2 separate regions of the Mus musculus genome follow, and region 2 is linked to region 1. The links are chromatin contacts, found by Hi-C or POLR2A ChIA-PET in ENCODE. All regions are on one chromosome and are shown on one strand. The core of a region is the stretch at or near the end of the contact, and the rest is flanking DNA. Distances in the headings are between cores, read along the strand shown.

Region 1 (6,520 bases), core at 3,844-6,343:
TTCCTCACTCTCTGCTTCCCTTCCCCTTTTTATGGCATTTTGTTATGTCCAGTTTCATCTCAAACCAGAATTCAAGCAGTCATCCTGCCTTAGCCTCCTGGGTGCAAACCCCAGGGGCTCACTGATATTTACACAAAGTACCAGCCATTGTGGACATTCGTGTTCTGGACCCAAATGATATGGAGAGTATAATGTAGGACTCCTAGACTAGTGAACAGTGCTGTTGACAGCCCATGCACACACACACTAAGTGCATGTGTGACAATCACAACATGCAAGGAGAGGGTTAGGAGCTTAGGCCTTTGGAGAGTGATTCAATAATAAAGACAGAGCCCTGATTGGATAATGTTTTATAGAAGGAATCCTTGTCCACTGCCTAGCCCTTCTGTCCCCAAAAGCCACAGTGACAAAGTAGCCATCTATAGACCTCAAAGTGAGTCCTTAGCTGACATCAAATCTGCTGGACACGTTGACTTCAGCTTTTCCAGCTGACCCCATAAATGTGATAAACAAATGCTTGCTGTTTAAACCACATGGTATTTTTGTTACAGCAGCCTGAGCTAAAGTAGGCTGTTAGGAGAAAGGCAGACTTTTATTTCTTTGGCAAGAGGATGTTGCCATGGTGAAGTTTAAACAACTCATTCTTACAGAATCTCATTCTTCAGTGGGATACAGGCATCAGTTGGACGCCAACAACTGTTTCCTACCTGGAGTGGTCCTTTGACTTTGGGCTGAGCATATTCACAGTCTTTCCTCTCCCTGGATCCAGCTAGTACAGATTAAAGGCCCAATGTGCAAACAGATACCAAACATGGCCTCTTCTTCTTCGTTTGCCAGGGGTAGAAGCCTGTTCCATATCCAGAAGCTTCCATTAGAGTCAAAGTATCCTAAACTGCATAAAATCCAAGCCTCTTGCCTGGTGCCCTGTGGAGCGCAGGCCCCAGCTCCCTTCCCAAGCAGGTGCAGCTCACTGTCAACCCAGTTCCTCATCTTGTGAGCTGTAGGCTCTCTCAGTTTTTCCATTCACTCAGGGCCTCTGTATAAGCTTTGTCCAATCTGAAACAACTGTCTCTCCTTACAAGTACATGCACACTGCCCAGTGCCTTTCCTCTGTCTCCTCCTAGAATAATGCCGCCCCTTGTCTGTAATAGTGGCACAACCCCTGTGGTGCCTTCAGCCTCCACCTCTCCGGCTCACCAGCTTCTTCTCCACCACCTACTCAATTCTGGCATTTTCAGTATCTGTTCCTGAGCTGGTCTTCTCCTACCTCTGCCTACAGAGCTATATTAAGGGTGAGAGGCTGGTCTGAGTTGTCACTTTAAGATTAGCTAACGCCTTTGCTGAGGAGGGCAGAGCCGGTGTGTATCCCATGAACAGAGCTGATGACAAACTTGTCTCCTTGGGAGAGCAGAGGAACAGAACCACGTCCCGAGTGCCTGCTTTCCTCTTCCCCCCAACCTCTGAGATCAGAGACAAGGTCCCAGCTCTGGGACAGATTGGAAGCCACCTGAGCAGTACCGCAGGCATAGCCGGGGCTGCTTGATTCTGAACAACTTCCTAAATATTCCTAAGCACCAACCCTGGACATGTAGGAAGTTTATTAAATTCTCCAATACTACTGCATGACTTGAACAACAGCATTTTTTTTTAAAGAATGTTTAAATGTATCTCTCTTTGTAGGTAACAAGCAGCTGGCTTTCTGAAGTGTGCAAATAAAGCCAAGAGGGTGTCATAGGGCAGCATATGTGTTTTTCTGTGTTTAATTGATGTTTCTTTTCAGAGAGTGGTTGAATAGTAGGAGGCTGTTGTCAGTGGGTTCATACACACACACACACACACACACACACACACATACACACATGCACACATGCACACACAAGCCAGGTATCCTCCACCCTCACCTGCTACCAGCAGAAAGTACATTCCAGGCTCATTTGGTAACTTGATTAGTTTCTGCCTCCCAACCAATGTACGTTCCATGAGGGCTGACACAGTGTGGCTGTCTTTCTCATCTTCTCAGGATACACTGAGCCCCTGGAGAAGTGCTAGTGTCGGGTAAATGTGTGTGCTTGCGACATGAATGGGGCAATGAGCACGTTAGCATAAAAGGGTGTTTTGTAGCATCTGTGAGGGTCAAGTGGTTTCTTTCCTGTTTATTCATCATGAGATTAGAAATTAAGACACAGAATTTACATACTGAGGGATGGAATGTGTCTCAGCTCTCTCTGTGTGTATGTGTGTTTGCATGTCCCACACACATGCAAACACACATACACACATATGTATGATGGCCCAGAGGTCATTGCTGAGTATCTTCCTATGGTAGTTTGAATATGCTTGGCCCAGGGAGTGGCACTATAAGGGGGTGTGGCCTTGTTGAAATATGTCACTGTGGGTGTGGGCTTTGAGACCCTCCTTCTAGCTGTCTGAGGACAGTCTGCTCCTGGCTTTCTTTGGATGAAGGTGGTGGCACACGCCTTTAATCCCAGCACTTGGGAGACAGAGGCAGGAGGATTTCTGAGTTCGAGGCCAGCCTGGTCTACAGAGTGAATTCCAGGACAGCCAGGGCTATACAGAAAAACCCTGTCTCGAAAAAAAAACAAAAACAATAAACACCCAAACAAACAAAACTCTCAGCTCCTCCAGTGCCATGCCCGACTAGACACTGCTGTGCTCCTGCCATGGTGATAATGGACTGAACATCTGAACCTGCAAGCCAGCCCCAGTTAACTGTTGTCCTTTATAAGAGTTGCTTTGGTCATGTCTGTTCACAGCAGTAGAATCTCTAACTAAGACACTTCTTTAGCTGGCCATTGTTCTTTTACCTGATGCATGGTTTCTAATCATCGAGTCTCGTGAATCTCCATAGCCGATGTGATGTGATGTGATGTGATGTGATGTGATGTGATGTGATGTGATGTGATGTGATGTGATGTGATGTGATGTGGTGGCACAATAGAGCTAAGCTCTGGGACCCCTCCAACACTGTACCCCACAGCCTACCATGCATCTGCACGCAAGTGCTGAAAAGGGCAGCCCAGCCTGGGCTAAGTTATCTATATCAAGCATATGTTCTAAATTATACCACTTTCTCCACAGCACCGTTTGACCAACCATGGTCCACAGTCTTGACTCATGTCCTCATTTCCACATACGATGAAGATCTGTGGCTGTTTTTATGTCCATCTTCCAGAAAGTATTCAAAACAGAGAACAATGAATATTCCAAGCTTCTAAATGACTCAGATAAGCAATGACTTCTCTGGCTTCATTTTCTCAATGTGTTGAATTAATTTGTCCATACATTCTGATTTGGGTAAAAGGACCATGGAGACTTCACATTGATCATCTGTAGTGTGGCAAAGGCCAGCTCTGCTTTCTAGTTCTTATCATTTTGTGCATATTCTTCTCTCCCTCCACCTCTCCTGTCTTTTGGCAGCGGCAATGTTGTCTGTCTCACACTCTAAGTTTAAAGGCATTACTTAATGTCCAATAGAAAATAAAAGTAACAGCTAAAATTAAATCTATGTCCTCAGATACACCTCTCAAAATAACAAGTGCACTCCACAGGGAAGACTAGCTCAGTAGCTTGCATTGGATTCCCCGATGTGATAAACTTCCATTTATTACTAACTCACTGTAGGTTCAGCCTGGGGAACGTAGCTAACCAAGCCTGAACACTCAAGGGCGCCTGCACTGTCTGGATGAGTTGTCCACACTGGTCAGCAAGCTAAGAAAAGAGCATTGTGCTTTCCCACAGCAATAATCATTAAGTTCAGGATCCTCGGCCTAAGCCTGTACTCTGCCATCTGTCTCTCTACTGAGAGTCCTGCTTTCTCCAGTGTATCTAAGGCAGAGGGAACAGGACGGGAGCAGAGTATATAGAAGGCTCCACTCCTAGGCTGGCTTGCCAGCAATTGCCTTTAGTCCCAGCTCCTGGGAAGCAGAGGCAGGTAGGTCTATGCGAGTTAGAGACCAGCCTGGTCTACAAACCAAGTTCCAGGATCACTAAGGCTGTTACACAGAGAAACCCTGTTTCCAAAAAAACAAAGAGGTGGAGGAGGAGGCGGGAGATGAAGAAAAGAGGTAAGGAAGAGGAGGAGGAAGAAGAGAAGGAAGATGAGGAGAAAGAAGGAAGAAGGAGAAAGAGAAGGAAGGAGGAGGAAGAAGAAAGAAAATAAGGAGGAAGAGGAGGAGGAGAAGCAGAAGAAGGAGGAGGAAGAGAAGGAGGAGGAAGAGAACAACAACAACAACCTGTTGTTTCCACTCCTTACTGTGGCGGGGGACCATGAGGTTGAGGGAGAAAGGAATGAGGCTGTTACATTCTTTTAAGGCTGGGTGTTTTCCAGATAACTTATTTTTTGAAAGAGAATTGATCAATACCAAAAGGTTTGCATTTAACGTTTCCTTGCTATCAAATCACATGGGGTATATGAGGTTATCGGAGCATATATAGTTATCTGGAAATGTAAAGGATACATAGGGCTATCAAGAGTTCTGTGAGGTATGTGCACGTCTCTGGAGTGGTAGAGTCTGTATTTATATGAGGCACATACTGTAGTTACAAGAGTTAGATATGTTTATCTGAACTTGTCTGGAGCCTATATTGAGTTACCTGGAATGACATGGAGAGAAGATGTTGAGGAGAAAATGGTGACTCAAATCTGTGGTGAGCAGGAGAGAGATTGGAAATATGTACAAGTGTATTCCAGGCTGCATGAAGGAGCGTGAATGGATACAGCAGTATTCATCATACCTATAACCATCTTGTGGGGAAGGGGGCTGTGCTTAAGTTCTGATTAATGATAACTTAATGCAAATTTCATCTTTCATTATTCTTGTGCCCAAAGGCCCAACTTGCTTTGATAGAAGCAAGACCCCCACGCACTCCAAAAGGAAAAACCTCAATGCTTTTTACACATTCCAGCTTGTCCCTTAAGGGGCAGGAAGTCCTGTGGAGCCAGGTGCACTCAGCGGCAGAGCCTGAGGCTGTGCCCAGGCTCCTGCACTGCCGATGCCTGGCGCGGCCTCTAGGTGGCGCGGGTGGGTTTGAAGCGAGGGGCCTCCTCTCCGCTCGACTGTTTGTAAACTCGCAGTCCAGACCGGGAACAGTCAAGAGCGAGTTCCCGGGAGCCCTTCAAAATAGAAAGTTAGTTGCGCTGGCAGCAGAGGTGTGCCTGGCCGCTGTCACCCGGCTGGCCCCAGGATTGTGGAGCTCTGCTTTTGAGAGGACACCGACGGACGCCTGTGAAGCCTGCCCCCCATCCCTTACCTGCTCGCCTTCTCCGTAGACCCATCTTCTGCTGGGAAAAGCTAACCTCATTCGGGTACCAGGTAAACCTTGGTTCTTTCACTTCTGGTTTTCCGTATTCTTCAACTGTGGACGAAACCGAGGTGTCCTTGGCTAGGAAGGATCTCGGGTACATTTTTGAAATGCATGTCATTTTTGGGTTGCGTTTGGACAAGCGTTACTGATTACTTGTGTGTCTGTCTGTGCTACAAGTTCACAGGCTTGAGGTTGTTTCTTTGTTTTGAAGAAAATATCAGAAAACTCATTCCGCTGTTGAGTGCGCTTTGGTTAGAGTGCCAAACTGTGCGTCACAGACAGTACTTGTGCTACTAAAACACGTGTTGCCATCTGGGGAGAGGACCGGAGTTTCTCCAACTCGCTCACAGAAGAAGGCAAGAGGCACCTGGGACTTTAGTGGCATTCGTCACCTGCCTCTACCCAGAGTAGCTCATTGTCTTAAGAGGCCATTCAGGCAGGCTTCCAATCAAGTCTGAGACCCAATGCCATAGTCCTATGTTGTCGGAGAAGAGGAAGAGAGTGTGTTAGATAGGTCTTTGTGACACTTGAGGTTTTCATTTCTAGCCAAAGGTTCCTTTAGTGTTCCGAGGCATCTGGGGTAGAAGGGCCTCATGCAGAGAGTAGAGTTGGATTTTTCAGCCTTTGCGGTAAGAAACTCCTGCAAGGCAAAATGTGTGATCTCAGGGCAGATGGGGCAGCAGGTGAGGTCACTGCTGGAGTATCCACATCACCAGGGGACAGCTAAAGCAAGAGAGGTGACAAGGGCCAAAGACCTGGTCAGTCAGGTTGCTAGACAGTCAGTGGGAAACAGTCCCCCTTTTCAAGACTGAAATCATAGTTGAGAGAGAGAGAGAGGTGGTGGAGTGTGGCAGGGCCAACTTCTTCTTTACTTCTTCTGGGGCCCCTACCTTGCTGTTTTGAAGTGGCACCTGGGTACACCTTCAAATGCAGAGTGAAACTGAGGTTTGTTCAAAGTATCAAAGAGTCAAGAGGGCATAAAAGGACAGAGAAGTCCCGATGTACAACAGACATTCTAGGTCATGATCGCTTAAAACCTTTAAAGATATGTTTTGAGAGAGTGGCTTACGAGGACTTAACGTTAGGAAGTGTCCCAAGAGACCGCCCCCACATAAGCACCCTCCCTGGAGATGACAGCAGGATGAGGGGGGTCTCCTCTCAGCATTCATTCCTCTGTCCACTTATGATGCTGTTG
Region 2 (6,610 bases), core at 3,427-5,926, 130 kb before region 1:
AACTTCAGGATAAGAAAAGCCGTCTCAGAGTTTCCTCAGAGTTGTCATTAAGAGAAGGGTCTCACTCTCAGCTGGTTGACACACAGAAAGTGTGAGACTATGGAGTGTTGGGAGCCCTAAGTGGGAATACACACACACACACACAAAGGCTCAGGTGTCTTTTTGTTAGAAGTAGGAGTGGTAGATAGCTTCAAGCAAACATGGTTTACAGAACAGGGCAGGTGTACATACGAACTCACAGCAGTTGTGACAGTGTGCACAAGACGTGTGCAAGCTCGCGGCGGACAAAATCCCAGTGTGTGTCTAGAAGGGGATGGACACAAATTCCCACCATTGGCTGAGCAGCTATTGGTGTTCGATAGCTTCTGAGAGGCACTTCCGTTTGCAGCTGATGGTGGTTCACACAGGAGCCCACGACAGGCCAAAGGACTGTGGTGTGCCCAGCCATAAAGAGAATGAGTATATAGCAGCCTTCCTTCCAGGGCTCAGGGATCATTGCAGAAAGGCCGTAAGAGGCAGAGGCAGTAAATGAACACAGGGAAACAGTATCCTCTAGACACAACAGGGAGGCTACACACCAACTCACAGCAGCTGTAAAAACTTGCACAAGCACAATACAAGCTCAATCCAGACGAAATTTCAGAATGGAGAAGGAAGGTAGACATGAAGTGTGTGGATCAAGCACAGTCCAGTGGAAGGCCACACTTCTGTGAATGTATGAGCGGCAGGAAATGGACTTGATGGGTGTCGGGTGGGGGGGGGGGGGGAAGAAGACACAAACTTACAAACTTGTTGCAGTAAATCTCCAACCCAAATATGCCCCGGCAATGAAAACACAACTCAATTAATATGAATACATGCTATGCTCCTAGACTGGGCAGATCTACTGCCACACTAACATCTTCCACATCAATGAGGCCCCTTAGAATTTTCGGTTTCTCCAGGCTATTTGCTTCTGCTCTGCTTTTCTTCTTCCTCCTTCTCTTCATCCTCTTCTTCTTCTATTTTCTTTCCTCTTCTCTCTCCTCAACCTTCCGCTCCACCTTCCCTTTATCTGCCCAATCATCAGCTCTCCTTTATTTTACAAATTAAGGTAGGAAGAAGGTTTACAGGAAATCACCTGAGTGCTGACTCATTCCTTGTTCACAACCCCTCACAGGAGAACAGAATGAACATCAAATATAATTAGCCCCGGGGCTATCCACAACACAAACCTGTGAGGGTAGGAAAGAGGCGGGGACCTTGACGGAGTTGCGGTGGGGATGAATATGATCATTGTTCAAGATCAAAACACACTGGTTCGAAATTCACAAGGAATAGATTTTTTTTAAAGGGGGTTTTGGGTGAGGAAGGGTCTCAGAGATATTTCTCAAAGCCAGCTCAGGGACATTTGTGTATTTGATGGCCCTCACAAGAGAAGAATCATAAATGGTAACCAAGGTGACCATAGAGGCACAGCATGAAACTTGAGACTGTCACTTGTGGAGAAAATAGTGTCTGTATGGATGTGGCACCTGTCGATAATAAAGTTGATGACCTATAGTGTAGGCTGAAAGGATTCTGGGATAGTGCCAGGCACAGGAGATTCATAGGTAACCAGCCACAGGACAGAAGGAAGATTAAATAAATGGGTCAAGTTGTGATCTAGTCAGAGAAGAGTCTAGCTATATGGCCAAAGTATTTTTAAATATATTTTGAGTCTGAATTTTATTTCTGGGAGCATGGGGTTGGGAGAAAGAATCACCTAACTTCTAGAGTCACTCATCAGCCTTTCACACCACAGGCTCTGAAGCAGTGAGGTAGACACCCACCTGGACTGGGACATGGCCAGTGGTAATCAGGTGTCCTTTTCATCACCCATAAATGACAGCCTGCTTCAAGATGAGATGTCAAGGATTCAAAGTGTTCTCCCACATACTGGGCCTAGTATAGATCTTTTGGGAATTTTACCCAATCTGCATTCTCTAAGCAACTGGAAATCTGGTCCCATGGCCATATGGCCCTCTAAGTTTTAAATAGTGACCCTTTGGGTTGGTTTTTTTGGAGGAAAAAAAAATCTCTGCTGGACCTGGCATTACCTTGCCTGCCCTGTAGACTTTTGCATACGCAGAACTGTGGTGATATTTGTAGGACTTATCATAAGATCCTAGGATTAAATTTTTAGTTAACTATTTCCGTACAGTGGCACCATTTGATTTGCTCATAAACTCGTCCTTTGGACAGGACTCAGTGGGGATAGCTTGTCTGGCCTCTGCTCTGATGGACTGGTGACTGAGATCACAGGCACACATGTCTGGCAGAGGATACTGGTTGGTCTTTGCTGGGGTCACCAACTGACGGAGAAGACATGCTGCCTCATAGAGTGGTGGTATTTTTAGCATGAAGTCTTCAGGCAGTAACTACATAGCTAACTGTGCTAGTGCATTTATAGTCGTTGCTGTAAAAAGCCAATCTCAAGTTTTCTGGAATTTATACTAATGCAAGTTGATTCTGAATCCTTGCTAATTTGGGTATCATGGCTATTTTGACACAGCAGGGTCTACAGCCTTGTCCTGCTACTGCCTGGAACCTCAGCTTCCCACAAGAAACTGAACACATACACAGACCAGGCCATGTGACACTGCTACTCTCTTCTCCTAATGTGAGCTAGCCGACTAGTGTCACCTGGATCCAGGAAGGCACACACAGCTACCTCCTAAGACAGCTCCATAAACAGAGGCAGAAGTAGGAACTTCGAATCCGATGAATCAGATTGCACACTGCTCACATTGGTTAGGAAGTTGGATCAATAATCTTTAAGGACCCTGCAATGCTAAGGTTCTATACTTCTAGCGATATCATCTTTAAATTCTAAGCACACCCAAGATGGGGCGGGGAACTGGAAGGACATGCATGCCCTTTGATACTAAGCATTATTTTTAGCGGATGATGAGATGGCTGTGTCTTGTGATTTGGGAGAGAGCTCCCAGATACTGTGCTCTTGTTAGGAACATGGTGATGTTGGAAGGATGCTAAATTTCAGTGACAAGAAATTCTGACTGCAATAGTGGCTCAGAGACTTATAGTTCCGGGCACCTAACTCTGGAGCAGCTTTGCCTACTCACAAAGCTAGTTTTGCACGTCAGGAAGGTAAACGGAAGCCATGCATCCCAGGACGATGAACATCCGGACAACTGGTCAACTAGAATTGTACTTACAATGTACTAACTTCTGCTTTGTGGATGTGCCTATGTGTGTTTGACCCCAGTATATCCTCTGTAACCTCCAGCAATGTGTGAAGAGAGATCTAGAGATGGAGGTGAGATAGGAAAAGTGCCTCTAAGAGCTGAAGGGAGAAGCATGTGGGGCCCCCTCAGAGGTGAATGTCTTCTATTCACTTCTATTCTACTCAGTCTGTTCTAAACAAGACCTGGCACAAATCCCAGGGTTTTCGGATCTGTACTGAACTTCCCATATTTGGAATAGCAGAATCTAAAGATCAAGAGTTGTTTTTATAGCAAGAAGAACATAAGGGGAAATGGAAGAATTGCTGCATGACCATTATCTCATGGAGAGAAAATTAATTCAGTGTCCTTTTAACATTACATAATTGCAGCTGAATTAGTGCAACCAAGTCTTAATGTATTGGTTTAAGTTAAATGTAATTTTTATCACATTTATGAAGTCTTGTTTTACCTATAAAGGATGATGGAATAATAAGTATTCATATCGTATAAAGAGAATGTATAATTTTATTAGTCAGCAAAGCATTGCATTTGATGAAAACAATTTAATTTAATTTAATTTGCAATAAATAACTGGTTGTTAACACTCTGTTGGTATTCTTGGACTTCCTGTGTCTGCGTGCCTTTGAGTAATGGCTTGCCTGTGTTTACCTGGGTTATCTATAATTAAATACAAAAGCCATTTCAAAATGCCATTAAAGTTCTGAGTTAAATTCACATTTGCAATGAGATTCAGACTCGGTTCCCTCTTTGCTTTTAGCTCCCATAGTTACCCGTACCTTGTATCATAGGGAAGGGAGCATAGGGTTAAATCCTATGCAATGAAGTAAGTTTCTGAACAATTATTCCCAGTTTTTAGTAACAAAACAACAAACCTCAGAAAGGTGCCTGTGCCCTTCAGGTTAATTTCTTCATTCATTCATTTCTTACAGCCAGGCACATTCAGTCCTGATGCCTTTGGAGAACCTGAGGCTACACAGATAAGAATACCTGGTTTGCTCTACTCTACTTTCCTCCTCTAGGTAGATTGCTCTATTAAAAGACACCTTTACAGACCAGGTTAGCACATTTTGACCCAGGTCGGCAATCTTGTTCAAAAGCACAATGCATATCTTAAATCTCTTTTGTTTTTGTTCCCAACTGGTGGTTCCTAGACCCTTCATCGGGGAAATGGGTATGCACAATGGCTCCCTCGTACACAGAAAGCACTTTGAAGAGTATCTAGCAAACAGCAAGCATTTTGATACCTGTAACCTGTTTTCTAGCACATTTATAATGGCTTCCATGTTAAGGCTCTCACCAAAGCTAGATCTGAGCTGCCTGCCTTTCTTTGCTTTGCAAGCTGCTGCCTTCCGGCCCACGACAGCTGCCCCGCCGGCCCCCAAAGCAGGCTGCTAGGCATTGTGGGCCTAAGCCCAGCACAGCGAATACATAGCTGGTCCTCCATAAATAATTCCCTCCTTCCCTCGGTCACGCAGCTTGCAGGGGTGCTCTTTTCGCAAACCATTTCTGCCCCCACCCCCCCAGGCTTCGTCCCTTTAAAAAGAGCTGAGTGTTTCACGAGATTCTTCGCTGTGTTTATTCTGCTTGGCCTTCGAAGTCGTGTTCCCTCCCGAACTCCATTATTAGAACAAAGCAACACGTTAAGTAATTACCGAAAGGCTTTGGTTTCGCTCAGCGTCATTGTTACTTCTTAACACGTCTCCCAAAATGAAAAGCTCTTGAATGGCTTTTCTCAGCTGACAGGCTCGCCCACGGGCTCTGATGGGTTTTGAGAAACTATAGCTCCAGATCTCTACAGCTATTATTCTTGACTCCAATTGTCGAGTCAAGTAAGGAAAAAAAAAAAAATTAAGTGCTCCTCTACCTTCATTAAGCCATCGGGGTATTTTGTGATCAAGAAAACTTTAGCAGGATATTTCATTTCACTCTGAAGAGCTTTTATTTTCATTTCATTCTTTTCTAATTTTACTTATCCTTTCACAAGCCATGCTTATTTGCATTTCTAATGTATCTTCATCGTCTGCCCCCCATTATCTCTCATCTGTTTCCCCTACCAGTGAACCCCCTCTTCATTTCAGCCAATGCACCCACCCCCAGTTTCAAGCCTTTAGTTTGTTTATTTTCGTGACTTTACGCACACTTCACTGTGCTCTGTAAAATCCGAGATCCGAGTTATCAACAATTACCCATCTCATGCCCTGTTTGTGAGCCAGGGGATATGCTGCCCACCAGTATCAGTAGCCCTAGTGACCAGGAAGCTGGTCAGCCTGATGTGTGCCTATGACAGTGTTGTTGAGCACATGTACGAGCCCATCTATGATAGCTGTGTGATACAGGGACTCCAAATTTCCAAAAGGAGATGCGAAAGACCAAACAACCATAAAAGAACCCTTCCCCATCTTAACAGGCTCTTTCCCAATTTTTCAATCGTTCTTTTGTCTAATCTACCTCTAGATCAGCTGGCCAGTAGTAGTGTGGTGAATTTGCTGAAACACATGAACCCATGTGCACACATATACACACGAAATCCTGGTTCCGCTTGAAATATAGGAAGCTAAAGAGGGAGTTCTGCATTTTAACCACGAGGCCACAACAACAGCTAAATAAGCAACAGGGTTGTGTGTCCTGGGTCCATAAAAGGTTCAAGATGTAAAACAGGCAGATGGAGCACTGTCTTAGGAAGAACAGGCTCACCAAGAAGAGATGGCTCCAGCATTGGCTAGCCTGGGGCAGGTGCTAGCCACTTCAGCAGTGCTGAAGGTGAGCATGAGCTGCCCAGAGTATGCAAGTCCAGGGGCATTCTGTCTGTTTGAAGACACTCTTCCGTCTTAGTCAGGGTTTCTATTCCTGCACAAACATCATGACCAAGAAGCAAGTTGGGGAGGAAAGGGTTTATTCAGCTTACACTTCCACATTGCTGTTCATCACCAAAGGAAGTCAGGACTGGAACTCAAGCAGGTCAGGAAGCAGGAGCTGATACAGAGGCCCTGGAGAGATGTTTCTTACTGGCTTGCTTCCCCTGGCTTGCTCAGCCTGCTTTCTTATAAAACCCAAAACTACCAGCCCAGGGATGGCACCACCCACAATGGGCCCTCCCACCCTTGTTCACTAATTGAGAAAATGCCTTAGAGCTGGATCTCATAGAGGCTCCTTACTCTGTGACAACTCCAGTTGTGTCAAGTTGACGTACAAAACCAGCCAGTACACTCTTCCAACCTCCTATTATTTACACAGTAGTGACAACAACCCTGGGGAAAGGGTCCCGGCACTGCAGCCACCAAGGAAAGGACAGTAAGCATGCCTGAGTCTTTGTCCTATCCAGGCCCCTCTCCCTCAGAGAAAAAGCTTTGACTTCTTAGGCCAGGGCAACACACTTGGTGGTA

What was found. Hi-C counts contacts between places; a loop is a spot of excess contacts on that map. ChIA-PET counts read pairs that join two places held with the same protein, here RNA polymerase II (POLR2A).
Region 2: a map of left cerebral cortex shows a loop between it and region 1 (2.2-fold over the local background). The contact joins the enhancer-like site here to the promoter of Edar in region 1. A Hi-C loop is called at or near these places in 4 of 37 maps with a recorded cell type or tissue (adrenal gland and left cerebral cortex). POLR2A ChIA-PET finds 5 or more read pairs at or near these places in 1 of 5 experiments (Patski).

Annotation. Positions count from the first base shown.
Region 1 is chr10:58,674,269-58,680,788 of GRCm38, reverse strand. It overlaps Edar (ectodysplasin-A receptor), which reads left to right and starts at 5,093. Exons shown (of 12, transcript NM_010100.3): 1 at 5,093-5,333. It overlaps Gm36158 (a long non-coding RNA gene), which reads left to right. Exons shown (of 3, transcript XR_380458.1): 3 at 3,100-3,408.
Region 2 is chr10:58,799,397-58,806,006 of GRCm38, reverse strand. No RefSeq gene overlaps it. Among named protein-coding and RNA genes, the nearest start is that of Sh3rf3, 11 kb to the left of the region's middle. Within about 2 kb of position 4,676, at least 1 of the 3 ENCODE cell types and tissues checked has a DNase peak (open chromatin) inside an H3K27ac peak, as active enhancers do; it is left cerebral cortex, where a contact is called at or near this core.